Linked DNA regions of Homo sapiens: region 1 is linked to region 2. Evidence: read pairs that join two places in POLR2A ChIA-PET (ENCODE). Cell type or tissue: PC-9. All regions are shown on one strand. Each heading gives the region's core, and the rest is flanking DNA. Links, peaks and the distances in the headings are about the cores only.

Region 1 (2,908 bases), core at 264-2,763, 130 kb before region 2:
CCCTCTCCCATCCCCTGGCAGAGGCCTTGCAGTGCCAGAGTCTGTGCATATGGAGGAAGAACATCACAGTGACCAGGGGACTTTACATTGAACTTAGTGCTGCCCTGTGACAGCAGAGAATAAATCCATGCTGGGGTCAGCCAGTACCTGTGTAGGGAGGGAGAATCTGTACCAGACCTAGCCAGAGGGTAATCACCTATCCTATCGGTTGGAACTTGAGTTTCTCAACAAGCCTCATGACCATGGGCTGAAGTGCTCTGAGGACCTACGTAAACTTAGAAGACAGCCTAGGTACACAAGGACTTCAACTCCTAAACAACTCCTAGTGCTGGGCTGGACTCAGAGCCAGAGGACTTCGGGTGGCATGTGACCTAGGGAGACACCCAGGGTGGCTAAAGGAGTGATTGCACCACCCCTCTCCCAAACCTAGGCAGTACAGCTCAGGGGCAAAAATGTCTCCTTCCTTCTGCTTAAGGGATGGAAAGTGAAGAGTAAAGAGGACTTTGTCTTGCATCTTGGATACCTGCTCAGCCACAGTAGGACAGGGCACCAGGCAGAGTCGTGAGGCCCCCATTCCAGGCCCTAGCTCCTATACACATTTCTAGACACCATCTGGACAAAACAGAACCTGCTGCCTTAAAGGAAGGACCCAGTCCCTGCAAGATTCATCAGCTGCTGACTAAAGAGCCCATGGGCCCCGAGTAACCAGCAGCAATGCCTGGGTAGTAGTACACCATGGGCCTTGGGCTCTGAGATGTGCTGACTACAGTGTGACCCAGCACATTCCCAAGCACATTCCCAGCTATAGGTGGCTATGGTGAAAGGCTTCTTCTGTTTAAAAAGATGGAAAAGTAAAGGGATGTTGTTGTTTTGCACCTTAGTTACTGCTCAGCCACAGTGGGGTGGAGGAATAAGCAGGCTTTTGGGGTCCCCAGGTTCAGGCCTCAGTTCCTGAACAGAATTTCTGGACCTGCCTTGGGCCAGAGGGGAGCCCAGTGCCCTGAAGGGTGATCCCAGGCCGGACAGCATTCCCCACCAGCTGACTAAAATGAAGAGCCCATGGGCTTTAAGTGTACATTGGAGGTGGCCTGGCAGAACTACCCCCACCCCCAATAGTGGCTGGGTGTTGGTGTCCACAGGGAGGCCCCTCTGCCTGTGGAAAGGGGAAGGAAAAGCAGGAAGGATTTTATATTGTGGTTTGAGTCTCAGCTTAGTCACAGCAGAATAGAACATCAGGCAAATTTCTAAGGTTTTTGACTCCAATCCCTGGTTCTCAGACAGCATCTCTGGACTCACCAGGGCCTGGAGGAACTCACTACCCTGAAGGGAAGGACACAAACCTGTCTCACTTTGCCACCTGCTGATTGTGGAGCCCTAGGGCCTTGAGTGAGCATAGGTGGTAGCAAGTGAGCAGTTACGACAGGCATGACCCAGCACAGCCCCAGTGGTGGTAGCCACAAGAGTGCTTGTGTCACCACACCCCAGTTCCAGGTAGCTCAAGGGACGGGGTGTGGGGAGAGAAGGAAGGAGGGGGAGGGGAAGAGGGAGAGGGAGAGGGAGAGACACTGTTTCTTTGAGAGAAAGGGAAAAGAACAAGAGTCTGTCTGGTAATCCAGAGAATTCCAGATCTAATCTGAGACTACCAAGGGAGTACTTTGAGTCTGCAAAAACCACAGTGATATTGGGCTTGAGGCCCAAGTCCTTTAGAAAGCCTTTTCAAGAAGGACGGACACAAACAAGCCCAGACTGTGAAGACTACAGTAAATACCTAACTCTTCAATGCTCAGACACTAACGAACATCTACAAGCATCATCCAGGAAAATATGACCTCACCAAACAAAGTAAGTAAGTCAGGAGGGACCAATGCTGGACAAACAGAGACATGTGACCTTTCAGACAGAGAATTCAAAATAGCTGGCTGGGCACAGTGGCTCATGCCTGTAATCCCAGCGCTTTGGGAGGCTGTGGCAGGAGGATCACGTAAGGCCAGGAGTTCGAGACTAGCCTGGCCAACGTGGTGAAACCCTGTATCTACTAAAAATACTAAAAAATTAGCCAGGCATAGTGATGCATGTCTGTAATTGCAGCTACTTGGGAGGCTGAGGCACGAGAATTGCTTGAACCCGGGAGGTGGAGGTTACAGTGAGCCGAGATCACGCCATTGCACTCCAGCCTGGGTGACGGAACAAGACTCTGTCTCAAAAGAAAAAAAAAAAAAAAAAGAATTCAAGATAGCTGTTTTGAGGAAACTCAAAGAAATTCAAGATGACAGACAGAAGGAATTCAGAATTCTGTCAGATAAATTTAACAGAGACTGAAATAAAAAGAATCAAGCAGAAATTCTAGAGTTGAAAATGCAATTAACATGCTGAAAAAATGCATCAGAGTCACTTAATAGTGGAACTAATTAAGCAGAAGGAAGAATTATTGAGCCTGAAGACAGGCTATTTGAAAAACACCCAGTCAGAGGAGAGAAAAAAGCAAAGAATAAAACCAATGAAGCCTGCTTATAGGATCTAGAAAATAGCCTTGAAAGAGCAAATCTAAGAGTTATTGGCCTTAAAGAAGAGGTAGAGAAAGAGGGGCAGGAAGATTATTCAAAGGGATAATATTAGGGAATTTCCCAAACCTGGAGAAAAATATTAACATCGATATTCAATAAGGTTATAATCAAACTCCCAAAGGTCAAAGATAAAGAAAGAACCTCAAAAGCAACGAGAGCAAAAACAAATAACTTATAATGGAGTTCCAATACGTTTGGCAGCAGACTTCTCAATGGAAACCTTACAGGCCAGGAGAGAGTGGCACGACATATTTAAAGTGCTGAAGGAAAAGACCTTTACCCAAGAATAGTATATCCAGTGAAAATGTCCTTCAAACGTGATGGAGAAATAAAGACTTGCTGAC
Region 2 (2,908 bases), core at 293-2,792:
AATGAGCCTCTGGGTGGTTAACCTAACTGACCCTACTATTTCTCTTTTTTAACTACTGTAGATTTGAATAAGAAATGGTTGGCCAGGCACAGTGGCACACACCTGTAATCCCAGCACTTTGGGAGGCAAAGGCGGATCACCTGAGGTCAGGAGTTCAAGACCAGCCTGGCCAACATAGTGAAACGCCATCTCTACTAAAAATACAAAAAATTAACTGGGCGTGGTGGCACACGCCTGTAATTCCAGCTACTCTGGAGGCTGAGGCGGGAGAATGGCTTAAACCTGGGAGGCGGAGGTTGCAGTGAGCCGAGATCGCGCCATTGCACTCCAGCCTGGGCAACAAGAGCGAAACTCCATCAAAAAAGAAAGGAAGGAAGGAAGGAAGGAAGGAAGGAAGGAAGGAAGGAAGGAAGGAAGGAAGGAATGTTTGGTCCAGGCCGGGCATGGTGGCTGACACCTGTAATCCCAGCACTTTGGGAGGCCGAGGTGGGCAGATCATGACGTCAGGAGATCGAGACCGTCCTGGCTAACATGGCGAAATCCCATATCCACTAAAAATACAAAACATTAGCTGGGTGTGGTGGCGGGCACCTGTAGTCCCAGCTACTCAGGAGGCTGAGGCAGGATAATGGCATGAACCCGGGAGGTGGAGCTTGCAGTGAGCTGAGATGGCACCACCACACTCCAGCCTGGGCGAAAAGTGAGACTTCGTCTCAAAAAAATAAATAAAAATAAATGGTTGGTCCGTGCAGTGGCTCACGCTCAGCACTTTGGGAAGCTAAGGCAGGCGAATCACCTGAAGTCAGTAGTTTGAGACCAGCCTGGCCAGCATGGCAAAACCCCGTCTCTATTAAAAATACAAAAATTAGCCAGGCATGGTGGCGCGCGCCTGTAATCCCAGCTACTTGGGAGGCTGAGACAGGAGAATCGCTTAAACCTGGGAGGTGGAGGTTGTAGGGTCAAGAAAAAGAATCAATGGGAAGTGTTGAAGGAATGTTACAGGGAGTAAGGTGTTTGTATAGATGATTCAGACTGCAGTACAGAGAGTGGATTAGAAAGGGTGGAGATTCCAGACCAGATCAGTTGGGAGGTTGGTGAGAAGGGGTGGTGGTCTGGCCTAGGGTAGAGGCAGTGGGTTATGATAAGTAGATGGTTTTAGAGAGATGTAGGAGGCAAGATCCGATCTGGTGACTCTAGGGAGGCACGAGGTGAAAGGGTGGTGACAAGGCTTATGGGGAGCTGTAAGTAGAGATCAGTGAGTAAAGCATACAGGAGGAAAGGCAAGTTGGGGAAGAGGATAGTGGACAGGTTCTGTGCTGGAAGGGTTGTGTTCGAGGTGCCTTTGGAAATATCCAGGTAGATGTCTTCTCTTTGGGAAACAGTTGGATGAAAAGGCCTGGTGTTTAGGAGGGAGCTCTGAGCTGGAAATAGCCACTTCTGGTGTTACCATCACCCCAGAGCCCAGCCAATCTAAGGAATAAGCCAAACCCTGGCCCCAGGGAAAGAAGCAGGTTCCCTGAGTCCTTCAGGTTGGGTGGAAACAGGTTTGGCAGGTCAGGTTCAGGAGATCAGAGTCCAGGTGCAAATGTGCAAATAGGCAGAGTGTGGGCAGAGCCACATAAGCCACTGCCCAAGGCAGACCGGGAAACCAAGGGGGAATGGCCTGTGCTGACCATCTCACTAGGACTAGCTAGAAAAATTGTCAGCAAGCATCCACAGAAGGTTCTGCCTCAACCCTCACTCCTTCTTCCCAGCCCTGAAAAGCAGCTGGGGTGGGGAGGGGGAGGGAAGATGGAAAGAACAGAAGGAGACGGAAAGGGACACAGCCTGAAAAAGCAAATCTGACTCATTCCTACCTCACCCTCTTGCCTCTAAGATGATGTAGTGGGTTGAATGGTGGCCCCCCAAAAGACATGCCCACCCAGAACCTGCGAATATGACCTTATTTGGAAAAAGTGTGTTTGCAGATATAATTAAGCTGAAGATCTCAAGATGAGATTATCCTGAGATTAGGATGGACCCTAAGTCTAATGACATGTGTCCTTATAAGAGACAGAAGAAGAAAGACACAGAGAAAAGGGGGCAGCCCTGTGAAGGGAGACGCAGAGATGGGACTTATGCAGCTACAAACCAAGGAGTGCCAGGGGTTGCCAGCAACCACTGGCATGGGATGGATTGTCCCCCAGAGACTCCAGGACTAACCCTACTGACACCTTGCTTTCAAGCTTCTGGCCTGTAGAACTGTGAGAGAATGAATTGTTTGAAGCTACCCAATTTGTTGTAATTTGTTACAGGAGCCTTAGGAAACTCCTACAGATGGTATCCACCTTTCAATTTTAAGTAAACATAGAGTCACCCAGAAAACACTTAGAGCAGTATACAGTATACACAGATTAAGGGACACAGAAACAGAATAATAGAATAAAGAGAAATACACAGAGAAAGAAGGGGACCCCCTCACCACTTTATCTAAGTCCTACTCAATCCCTTGAAACAGTCAACATGTTTAACTCACCTTGGTTTGTCTCTCCTCCTAGCTGACATGGTTGGCTTAGTGCTAAGAGAAAAGGACACCTGGGGCCGGGCTCGGTGGCTCACGCCTGTAATCCCAGCACTTTGGGAGGCAGAGGTGGGTAGATCACCTGATGTCAGGAGTTTGAGACCAGCCTGGCCAACATGGTGAAACCCCGTCTCTACTAAAAATACAAAAATTAGTCAGGCGTGGTGGCAGGCACCTGTAATCCCAACTACTCAGAAGGCTGAGGCAGGAGAATCGCTTGAACCCGGGAGATGGAGGTTGCAGTGAGCCAAGATTGTGCCACTGCACTCCAGCCTGGGCAACAGAGCGAGATTCCATCTAAAAAAAAAAAAAGAAATAAATAAATAAACAGATATGCTAGTATAGAAT

What was found. ChIA-PET counts read pairs that join two places held together with the same protein. Peaks named below come from ENCODE experiments on the same cell type or tissue, not always from the same donor. Only the 100,000 strongest peaks of a DNase experiment are listed, where the experiment ranks them.
Region 1: POLR2A ChIA-PET joins it to region 2 with 5 read pairs; 3 of 35 experiments call an interaction of 5 or more read pairs at or near these places.

Annotation. Positions count from the first base shown.
Region 1 is chr2:42,691,736-42,694,643 of GRCh38, reverse strand. The region is part of intron 9 of MTA3 (metastasis associated 1 family member 3); the gene reads right to left. Among named protein-coding and RNA genes, the nearest start is that of OXER1, 71 kb to the left of the region's middle. In PC-9, for the core only: no CTCF peak of the experiment used is centred there; no DNase peak of the experiment used is centred there.
Region 2 is chr2:42,561,293-42,564,200 of GRCh38, reverse strand. It overlaps a transcript of MTA3 not described here. Among named protein-coding and RNA genes, the nearest start is that of MTA3, 5.9 kb to the left of the region's middle. In PC-9, for the core only: no CTCF peak of the experiment used is centred there; a DNase peak (open chromatin) is centred at 1,530; H3K4me3 peaks cover 841 bases; H3K27ac peaks cover 2,500 bases.